Regions from separate parts of the Homo sapiens genome. Here regions 2 and 3 are each linked to region 1. The links are chromatin contacts, found by Hi-C or POLR2A ChIA-PET in ENCODE. All regions are on one chromosome and are shown on one strand. The core of a region is the stretch at or near the end of the contact, and the rest is flanking DNA. Distances in the headings are between cores, read along the strand shown.

The links. Hi-C counts contacts between places; a loop is a spot of excess contacts on that map. ChIA-PET counts read pairs that join two places held with the same protein, here RNA polymerase II (POLR2A). Pooled maps may share reads with other maps.
Region 2: a map of B cell shows a loop between it and region 1 (27-fold over the local background). The contact joins the promoter of BOD1 here to the promoter of SPDL1 in region 1. A Hi-C loop is called at or near these places in 5 of 168 maps with a recorded cell type or tissue (B cell, CD4-positive, alpha-beta memory T cell, CD8-positive, alpha-beta T cell and 1 more) and 7 of 50 pooled maps.
Region 3: a map of CD8-positive, alpha-beta T cell shows a loop between it and region 1 (15-fold over the local background). The contact joins the promoter of CPEB4 here to the promoter of SPDL1 in region 1. A Hi-C loop is called at or near these places in 2 of 168 maps with a recorded cell type or tissue (both CD8-positive, alpha-beta T cell) and 6 of 50 pooled maps. POLR2A ChIA-PET finds 5 or more read pairs at or near these places in 1 of 52 experiments (GM12878).

The regions. Positions count from the first base shown.
Region 1 is chr5:169,582,117-169,585,956 of GRCh38, reverse strand. It overlaps SPDL1 (spindle apparatus coiled-coil protein 1), which reads right to left and starts at 2,184. Exons shown (of 12, transcript NM_017785.5): 1 at 2,068-2,184. It overlaps LOC105377714 (a long non-coding RNA gene), which reads left to right and starts at 2,296. Exons shown (of 3, transcript XR_941200.3): 1 at 2,296-2,574. RefSeq lists an enhancer at 1,557-2,557.
Region 2 is chr5:173,615,260-173,618,999 of GRCh38, reverse strand. It overlaps BOD1 (biorientation of chromosomes in cell division 1), which reads left to right and starts at 2,350. Exons shown (of 4, transcript NM_138369.3): 1 at 2,350-2,800. The coding sequence starts at 2,564. RefSeq lists enhancers at 2,074-2,153, 2,174-2,433 and silencers at 2,414-2,483, 2,494-2,543.
Region 3 is chr5:173,887,046-173,890,504 of GRCh38, reverse strand. CPEB4 (cytoplasmic polyadenylation element binding protein 4) reads right to left here and starts at 2,156. Exons shown (of 10, transcript NM_030627.4): 1 at 1-2,156. The coding sequence starts at 771. RefSeq lists enhancers at 1-385, 2,410-2,649.

The DNA of each region.
Region 1 (3,840 bases), core at 935-3,434:
ATGTCCCTGAATAAACAGGATGAAGTTTAATGTAGAGACTGGTTTTAATAGAAGCATGGATATTTCATTTAAGCAAAGTATATGAGTTTAGATGCTGATAAGCAGGTACAGTGGTGGAAGTCTGTGTAAGTAACCTTTTAACTGCTTCAATTTATCAATGAATTAGGAAGCAAGGTCTTTAACTGAGAATGAAGACAAGGGAAGAGATACAGGGTTTAAGAGAGAAAAAAAGGTGTTCTAGGTAATCCCAGCTTGGCAGTCACTGCTCTAAAATGCAAGACCTTTTCAAAGCCTGTACATGATACGGCCAGCCAACTAAATGTTGTACTGTTCACAATAACTTACATTCGTTGAGGATTTACCATTTGCCATGCTAACTGCTTCAAATATATTATCTCATCTAATTATCTTGATGAGCTTGAGTTAAGTAAATACTGTCATCTCAACTACCAAAATAAAAATAGGGTTAACCTCAAGACATTCCAGCCAGGCATATCCAGAGAAGCCAAAAAAAATTTGCTTTAGTTTATTCAAAAAATTTGCTGGAATTCTTATTGTGTGAGACATTGTGCTAGTGTTGACAACACAATGGCAACCTAAAACAATATTCCTGTCTTCTTGAATCCTAGTCTATTAGTAAAAGACATTAAATCAAGTAATTGAACTATCAAGTTACAAGTATGATAAGTGCAAGAGAGACAGATGTATGCTACCTGAGCCTGTAACAAGGGGGAGCTGTCCTAATCTGGGGGGCAGCGCGTAGAAGGGAACATGGACAAAAAAATTTTCCTGAGGAAGTAACTTTTCAGCAGAGGTCTAATGGATGAGAAAGAGTTAACCTATCAATCTACAAAGAGAGATAGCCGTGGTTGATTAAAAACTACTAATGTGTGACAGACATTGTGCTTGGTGCTTTATACACATTCTTTTTTTTTTTTTTGAGACGGAGTCTCGCTCTGTCGCCCAGGCCAGACTGCGGACTGCAGTGGCGCAATCTCGGCTCACTGCAAGCTCCGCTTCCCGGGTTCACGCCATTCTCCTGCCTCAGCCTCCCGAGTAGCTGGGATTACAGGCGTGAGCCACCGCACCCGGCCGCTTTATACACATTCTTATTCAATCTTCTCAACAACTTCAAGAGGTTGAAGGTATTTCCCTCATTTTACACATGCAAGCTGAGGCATAGAAAGTTTTAAGTAACTTGCTTAGGGTTACCCGCAAGTTAAGACGCGAAGTGTGATGGGAACTAGAATCTACCTAGAAACCATGGTGCTGCAACCATTTTTCCTGTCCTGCTTCTCAAAAATATAGCACACACAAAGCATTTGGGACACAGGAAACTCTGGGAATCAAACTGCCTGAGTTCTTACCCCGCCTCCACTACTCACTGGCTGCATGAACTTGGACAAGTTATTTAATTTCTGGTTTAATCATCTATAAAAACAAGCACAATAACACCCACCTAATCGGTTACTGAAAGGATTAAATGAGATAACGAATGAAAAGCAATTAGGGTAGAATCTGACACACGGCTGGGGCAGTGCTGTCCAGCAGAAATATAACGCGAGTCATGTACGTGATTTTAAATGTTCTAGGAGCCATCATGATTTAAAAAGTAAACAAAGATGAAAAATTAATTTACATATTTAAACAAATACACTCAAAACATCATTTCAACATGTAATCATTATAAAAATTATTAATGAGATATTACTCCTTATGCGCTATCTCTGAAACCCAATATGTATCTCCCATCTGCACCATTTCTTAGTTCGGGCTAGAGGCTACCGTACCGCACAGCGCAGATCCAGTGGCGGTTATAATTTTGAGGACCCGGCAACCGACCCAACGTTCCATATTTGTCCAGAATCCCTGAGGGCGGCGAGGTGGTCCAGCGGAAGATAAGACCGGCTCGGAACCCAGTGTATAAGACCCCAGGGTTCCGGGGAAGGAGATGTTTCAGCTAAAGGCCTCGGCCGAGACCCCGGCCCCTAGCTTTCTTTAGGGCCTGTTCGACTCTCCCCACTGCCGCTCTCCACACCCACCTCCCACCAGGCCCCTTGCCCCTACCTCTCACGCTAGTCCCCTGCTGCCGCAGCCAGCGGCTCCTAATGGGAGCTCAGGGCGTCCACATTGAGGACGCTAACTCCACAGTCGCCGGCCCATTCGCTCAGCTAGCTCTCGAGTAAGCGCCTGGGATATTTGAATGCAGTTCCCGCGAGAAGTCCCACGTCTCACGAGACGTCCGCCCAAGCCGCGCGGAAAGGAAAAACCAAGAGAAACGCCCAATGGAGCGCCCACCCCCTCCTACAGCTACTGCGCATGTGCAAGTGGCGCGCCGTGGGCTTGGCGCAGGCGCAGGCGCAGACGTGGCTCCACATAAATTTTTCCTTGGGCTGGTTTCCTGCATGTCTTTTAAGTATTTGCTTTTAGTTTCCGTGTTTTGGTGTTTTGTTTGTTCGTTTTTTTTTTTTTTTTGTTTTTACGACAATGCCTTCTAGGGGAACAGTGTCGCTGGGCTGGGCGGTGGAGAGACACCTTTGGCACCATCGTGCGATCTCATGCACCCTACCAGTGGTAATACTGGCGTTAATATTTAAGTTCCCACCATGTGTTAAAGTTTACAGATTATCTCAGTTAAGCCCGCAGCCTTATGAGGCAGATATTACTCCTCGTTTTCTACAGAGAAAAAGCCCGAAGAAAAAAAGTGCCTTGTCCAAGTGGTAGAACTAGAATTGAATGCAGTCTTAGAGTCCAAGCTGTTTGCATGTGTTTTTAATAATAATATTTTGTAACCCTGATGCCTATTCAAAAATTGAAGCGATCAGAAATAATAATAGATAACATTTAATGAGCACTGATGAGTCCTAGTAACTGTTACATGAATCATGTCGTTCTTTCGAGCCCATCTTTTCTTGCCTATTTGAGAACTTGGCTCTAACTGCTCTTTTTTGCATCTTCAGTTTTTTCTTCTCTATTGGATCTTCCCTATCAGTTCATAAACATGCTGCAGTGATTGCCATAAAATCATTTCATGATTTCATTTTTTAAAAAATCCTCCTTGACACCAATCGGCAACCACCCCATTTGTTTTCTTCTCTTTATAACAAAATTTCTGGGGAAAAAAAATCTTTACATCCATTATCTCCATTTTCTTACCTTTTGTTCTTTTGTTTGTTTTTCCCACTTTAACCAGGATTTGGTCCCAACCAATACTATGAAGTGGCTCTTGTTAGGTTTACCAGTGATTCCTACCTTGCAAAATTCGGTAGTCAATATTTAGTCCTCACTTCTGGTGAAATTTGACAGAGTTGCTTGCTCTCATTGATTTGAGTCTTTATGTCTTGGGATGCCACACTCTCCTTGCCCTCTTCTTCTCAGTTTCTTTTGCAGACTACAATTTCTGCCTGAGCTAAGCCAGACTCAAAGGGTTGATCTGAGCTTTAAGATTGGCAACAAATTGCTCACAGTGTTGTCTCACAGATTTATCTGGGACTCCAATGAACCAGATGCTCATTCATTTGTAATCACACCTATGTTCTTGGAGAAATGAAACAAATACCATTTTCCCTATCACTGAACAAAGATTCCTTAACTCAGGGGCCAGGAAAAGATTGTTCTAGCTTAGGCCAATCATGACTGGCTGCAATTAGGTAATCTAAAATCGATCTGAACTTATTTTTTCTCCTTTGTTACAAGAGAAGGTATACCCTATGTTATTAATGTTTCTTCCTATTCTATTTTAAAAATATGTATTTTAAACTATTAATTGAGTGACTGCAATGTGTTAGGCATAGTGGAGGAATTCAGAGATGTGGTAAACTCGACTATTGCCTAGAAGAT
Region 2 (3,740 bases), core at 1,101-3,600, 4.0 Mb before region 1:
ACTCCTCATCCCCTTCCCCTTTTATCCCTCATCATTTACTTTGATTGCAGAGGGAAGGTCATGGATACAGAATGCAGCCTTTTGTCAATGTTCAGAGACCCAGCAACCAAGACACAGGTCCCCATGACAGATAGTGAAATTGTCACAGTGTGAACCAAGTGCAGACAATCTCCAGGATCACTTACCTATTTAAGTCATGACAGATTCATCCATCATCTCCTGCTAGAATGCTCCTTCTTTTCTGAAGATTATGGCTACACATAATCCTACCCACGCACTCTGTGATGCTATCCCACAGCTTTAGGAAACAGACAGGAATTTATACATTCTCTTTGAGCTAAGAACTATCGTGCTAAGAGCTGGAGACACAGTGATGAACAAGTCGTGGTCCCCATTCTAAATATTACACCCTATCAGGGGACTCAGGTGGCCAATTTGTCTGTAAATCATTCACTTCCAATTATAATAATTGCTACAAAAAATGAGGCTTTGAGTTTCTGTAGCATGGAGGAAATATCTCATTGGATCTAGGGGTCAGAAGAATTTTCCCTGAGGAAGGAGAGTAAGATGTGGGGTGCCAAAAATGGAGAAGGGACTAGTCAGAGTGATCAAGGGCTTGCAGAAGAAAGAACCTGGGGCTGAGGCAGCCTGAACTGGGCTTCTCCTGGGGTTAAAGGTGAGTGATCAGTGTAGAGTCAACCAGTAGGAACAGACATTAGGTAATCTCAAGGATGGTGAGCTATTAAGAGAGAATGTTTGTCATTAACTGACCCATTGTGAATGATTGAGCTGGTGTTAGAGGATGAGTATAATCCAACACCTGAATGTTTCTTTTGAGGGTTAATTTAAACTCTCTTGGACAGGTGTGGTGGCTCACACCTGTAATCCCAGCACTTTGGGAGGCTGAGGCGGGTAGATCACTTGAGGTCAGGAATTCAAGACCAGCCTGGCCAACATGGTGAAACCCCCATCTCTACTAAAAATACTAAAATTAGCCAGGTATGGTGGCATGCGCCTGTAATCCCAGCTACTCGGGAGGCTGAGGCAGGAGAATTGCTTGAACCCAGGAGGTGGAGGCTGCAGTGAGCCAAGATTGCACCACTGCACTCCAGCCTGGGCGATAGAGTGAGACTCTGTCTCAAAAAAAAAAAAGAAAAAAAAATTAAACTGTCTTGAGTACTAAATATTGGTGTGGAGAACATCCTGGATCTTTGCCAATTCTGCATCTTCGCAGGAGCCAAGGATATTGCAGAATTTGCTATTTACATCCCCTCTGCTGCTTGTGTAAGATGAGGAAACAACAATAGCAGACATAATTGCTGAGGTTGGGAGGGGGAGCTGAGCTAACAATAGGCAAAAGATGAAGGGAAGAGAGGATAATGGTGGCAGCTATAGGATTCCAATGGTGAATTGTGGCTACTTAAAAAAATCAGGATATAAAGCCTTACCTATTGTGGGATACCAACTAGCTCTCAGGATACCTCAGGCTAAAATGCAAGATTTAGATCCTCAAAACCTGGGTTCAAATCCTACTTTTCTACCTCTAGGTATGTGATTAGGTTAACAAACTTTCTTCTGCCTCCATTTCTACGTCTGTAAATAGCAATAATAGTAGTATGTATCTGCTTTTTTAAATTATCGTGAAGAAGTGCGTGGAAAGTGCATAGCATCACGCCTGACACTTTTCAATTATTCAATATTGGCTTATGATTGACAATATTTAATATTTGGGAGGAAATCCACACACATATAAGACAGACTTAAGGAAAACTTTTATTTTCTTCTTCACACTTTTCCGTTATTTTCCAATTTTCTAAAATGAGTATGCATTGCTATTAAAACCAAAAGGAGGGAAACTCACAAATTTCTGAACAATAGAAGTTTGACTGTTCCACTGTTTCCGGAATTTCCCGGAACATGTTGTTCAAGAAGGACGTGGGAGTGCATGCTGAAGCACAGATTGCTAGGTCTCGACCCGTAAATACTGGATAAAAATCTTTAAGAAATAATTCTGGTAATCTATACTTTTAATCAGCTCCACAGATGACTGTTATAATCGGGCACTGCTGGGACGTGTTGATTGAATGGGAAGTGAGCAGAGAGTGGGCGGGGAAGGCCTGGCGGGGAAGGCCTGGCGGGTTGCAGCGATCACGAGGCCTGCGCCTACAGTTCCCATATTACCCCGCGAAATCGCGACGAGCAAGCACGAACCCTGCCGGGAGTTGTAGTTTCTCTCGGCTAGGCCGCTGCCTATAAAGAACGCCGGAGATGGCCACAGAAAACTTCCCGCCCCACAATGCAAAGGTCAACGTTGACGCCATCTGGGGTGCGCCTGGAATCGAGCAGGCCGTTTCTGCCGCGTCCACCACAACCTCTGCTGTATCAGAGGGGGCCTTCGCCGCCGCCGCCCCCACCACCGCCCCTGCCGCCATCGCCACCTCCGCCGCTGCCGCCTTGGGGCCCTCCTCCTTCACCGCCCCCTTCACCACCTCTACACGTTCTAGGCCTTCTGTCCTGGAGAAGAAGCTATAGTCGTTCTCCCTTGTGGGCCCGGGGCGCAGCCATGGCGGACGGCGGCGGCGGCGGGGGAACTGGCGCGGTGGGCGGCGGCGGAACTAGCCAGGCCTCTGCCGGGGCAGCGACTGGCGCTACTGGGGCCAGCGGGGGCGGTGGCCCCATCAACCCGGCCTCGCTGCCTCCCGGCGACCCGCAGCTCATCGCTCTCATCGTGGAGCAGCTCAAGAGCCGGGGCCTTTTTGACAGCTTCCGCCGGGACTGCCTGGCCGACGTGGACACCAAGGTAGCTGCGGCCGCCTGGGCGTTGGGGAGCGGGGCTGCACGTGAGGCCGCCGGGTGGCAGCTTTGATTTTCGAAAGCCGAGAGCAAAACAAAAGATAGCTTAGAAATCTCAGCGGTGAGGTCTTACACCGCTTGGGGCAGTACGGAGAGCTTTCTGAGCGATGCACACGTGGGTTCCTGCCTGATACATTTACTACTAGTTGTGATTTTACCCAGTCCCTTCTCCGAACTTGGGGTTTCAATGTGGGTTTTAGAGCCTAGACCGTATCATTCCCAAGATGGAACTCCTCTGAGGCCCTTAATAACAAACTTCGAAACCAAGTAGATAAGCAAGCGTGCTTTAGAATTTCCACCTGTTCCGTACTCACCACTGAGAAGCTGGCATTAAACACAATGATTTGAACACACAGTCATCACCATTTTATAGCTGTTTATTCCTTTTCTCTAGCTCATTGTTTTGCAGACTAGTACGGCGTTGAATTAAGATAAATTGTAGAAACAGCACCCTTATTTTGCACTTCATCATTGATAAAAGGAGATTTGGTGCCTAGTTGAGATCCTAATGCCATTGGTCAGTCCCACCAGTAAAACGCTATTTCACTTTACCTACTCGTCAGGGTGGTTTGGATTCAATGAAATAATGGGTGTTAAGTATCAGACATACAGTAGTTGCTGGAATGTTCATTTTCTTCCTTTTCAAAACTTGTCTAGCCACGACTGTGGTTGTAGGTTAGGAGACCCTGTCACTGGACTCCTGCAGGGTAGTGATTTCTCCTACCAGAGCCTGTCATGGAAACATTTTGCTTACCTCACAGCAAGATTGTGAGCTTAGAATTAGACCTTAAGATAGGGAAAAACGTAGTCTGTTTATTCGTTGAACGTTTATTGGCCTCTAGTTGCCAAGCTGTGCGATTACAGGAATAAGTCACTACCCCATCCTC
Region 3 (3,459 bases), core at 907-3,406, 4.3 Mb before region 1:
ATGGGGACTGGCAGGAGACCTCCTTTGCTGCTGATGCTGGCTGTGATGATGCTGGAAATGAGGGTGATGTGGGTGGTGCTGTGAGAGAGGCCCGATCTGAGGAGAGAAGCTGCCTCCAAAGCCAGGGCTGACATGATGGGGGAAATTTTGAAACAACAGAGCACCGTTATTAGCCGAAGCAGCAGGGACCCCTCCCTGGTGAAAGAAACTTGCATCTTCATTGATTATTGTAGAGGAGGAAGGCGCTATCGCTGCTGACCAGTTACTGAAACCAGTAAGAGACGATGCGCTAGATGTCAAGGGTTGGGTTGAAGTACCTAGCCCAGTGGCTTCTTGATAATCAAACCCTGTCAACACTGGAGATTCGATCCTTATTTTCTCCTTCCCATTGCCATTTTCCGAAGAATTGTCCCCTTGATTTTCTTCTGATTTTGCCTTCTCTGTTTCAGGCAGTATTCCAGCTTCCTGACCTGGACTTGGGGAAAGCTGCTGCTTTTCTAAGGGGTCTTGCTGTTCCTGTTGCTGACTTTTTGCTTTTTCTGACCCCAAGATCTCATCCTGAATGTTATGGGTAGCTGGAGCAGGAAAAAGCCAAGCTGACCCAGCACTGCTGCCATTGGCAGCTGTGTTATTATTTATAAAAGCAGCAGGGCTGGGGGTGGCATTTTGGTGATGGTGTGGAGGCTGCAGATGTGGATGGAATCTGACTGGAAAAGCAGATTTATTCCCAGTATTGCTTTGCACTAGCACTCCAAACCCGTAATCCCCCATTTATTATCTTTAGGAGCAGAATCTCACAATAAAAAATGACAACCTGATGTCTCACGCCTTTTTTTTCCTCTACCCCAAATTTAAGTTGTTTGCTTGCTTGCTTGAAATGTCTTATTTATAGCTAGCTCAAAGATCGCAGCTTATCACCTTAAATTGTTCTGATTTGGAATTCTGGTCTCTGAAAGAAAAAACAACTCTTAAAAAAATCTCTTAAAACATTGACTTGGATCCAATTGGGCTTATTTTTAGGAGGGAATAAAAATGAAGAGGGTAAAAATCAAGTCTTTGGTTAGTAAAATAGGCGCTTTCTTTTTCCAAAGGAAAATGTACATGAATGACAAAAACAGAGCTTCTCAAGCATCTATGGATGTAGAAGAATAAGCCTTGCGCGGAGTAAAAATATAGATATATATAATTTAACAATCACATATGGTTTTCCTCAGCAGTTTAGATTCACTCACATAAAAATTAGAATAGGACTAAGAGGGGAATACGTTCTTTTCTTGGCAGCTTGGTTAAAAAAAAATCAGGAATAATTTAAGAACATTATATATTATATATTTATATATATAGATTATATTAGGTTATCTGGGGTGGGAAGTGAATTCCTGGTTTCGGGAGAGGAAATCAGCATTGACTAATGGAAAGATGATTGCAGGGAGGTTTCTGCTGTTCCTGGTCCTGTTTTCTGCTCTTTCGCAGGGTGCAGTTTTGGCCTCTGGGGCTGTTCCTGAGGCTCCGGGTGCAGATCTTGCTGCGGTCGCTGTTCCTGGGCTCCCCGCGGCTTCCTCTCCCCCATGAAAGGGGTTGGAAACACCCGTTTCTCCCTCTTGCGGGGGTCGCGATCAGGAGGGATTAGCGAGACTCGACGAGGGTGAGCGGGCGGCCTGGGGGTGCGGGGACCGAGGGGGCGACCTGGAAGGTCCTGCGGTTTCTGCCTCTTCCCCTCTCTGCGGCTCCGGGGTTTTTTTCCCTCATGGGACCCAGGGGCGGTTTGTTCAGTTCCCTCAGTTCGATTCTCCGCAGAGAGGGAAAAAAGAGGAAAAAAAGGAAAAACCCACTACCGTAGTTATTTTAAAGGAGAAGGGCCTCCCCCCTCGGCTTTCTCTCTCTTTTCCCCCAGAATTTTTTTTTAAACTATAATTTAGAAGGCTTTTGTTTCTCCTCACGGTTGCTGGGCCGTCGCCGCCGTCGCCGCTTTACCCTGGTCCCGCAGTCCCCGCTGTCGTTGTTGAGGACTCCTCCTGGTTCTTCTTTTTCTTTCCTTCTTCCTCCTCTTCCTCCTCTGCTGTCGCCGCTGCTGCCGCCGCCGCCGCCGCCACCGCCTCCCGGTGCCCGGGTCCCGCAGCCGCGGCTGAGTCCTTCTCCTCAGGACCGAGCCGAGTGAAATGACAACCAGCTGGAAAGACCCAGAGACACTTCCGGTTCGAAGAGGGAGGGGTGGGGGTAGCACTCATTCCCCACCTACCTGCCGGAAGACCAATCATCTGTTAGAACTCAGGCGAGGCCACGCCCCCTCGCTTCAGAGCTACTCCCAGGAAGGTCGAAAAGTTACCTCCAGAGACGCCTCTTCCGTCTGCGCCTCGCCTAGTGAGGCCCGGCGCCTGGAACCCGCTTCCCCCACCCAGAGTGAGCGCAGCAGGTCGCCATCTTTTGTGTGGGCAAGGGACTCCTTTGATATTTCTCTTCCCTAACTGGGCTTTGCAGGAGGAGCAATAGGGACGTGTCAAGGAGAACGGATTCCTCGCTCACGAAGGCATACGGTCAAGGTGTTGGAGATCGAAGTGGCGGCCCGTGAAACCGCGGATGAATGAGAAGGGTGCCCACAGTAAAGGTGGTGCTCCAAGCATCACGTGCTCTGGCCCGAGCTCCGCCCCAGAGGGATCTGGAAGGGGAGGCGGGTCTTGCCAGCAGCTGTGCGGTGCCTAGAACTGCGTTTGCCCTTGCCCAGAATGTAGACCTCACGAGGGACTCTCCCTTAACCTTCCATTCGCTCACCCGCACCTCCCACTCTCCCATTCTGCTAGGCTCGCATCTGGTGCAGTCTCCCAGGTGCAGAGATGCAGCTGAGGCGTCTGTGGCTATGCCCCCGTATCATCCCGATCTAGTACACCTTACACGCAATACCAGAGGGAAAATTCCAAAACTAAAATTTTATCTTGACCCTCACATGCTCCGATTTCTTCTATGGTTGCCCATTATTTCGAAGATAAAGGCCAAACTTGTTAGTCTGGTATTCAAGCCTTTCTACCTAATGGGTGGTATATCTTAGTGCCTCTTCCCCCTCCAAACACACTCTCAATGCCTTTTTACATGTCCTTTCCACTCTTCTCCTTTGGTAAATTCCTATTTATTTCTAGGAATCAGTTCAAAAGCCACCAACAGCATCTTCTGAATTCTCTCTTATAAGCGTCCACGGCCCTGTGTACCTCTCGTGCTTGTTTCTCACACTATATTGTGATGGTTTATGTCTTCCAGACCTGTGCTGGACCGTGGGCTCTTTCAGGAGCAGACATTGTAGATAGGAGACATCAGTGAATGAATCCTGAAAACGTGAATGAACAAACCAGCAACAATGAAGTCTTCCCTGAGTGACAGCCCCCCAACCCACTGCCACCCCTTCCACCCGTCACCCACCCCCCACCCCTCACTCCTGTTTCCAAGTCTGAATTAATTATTTCCTTCCTT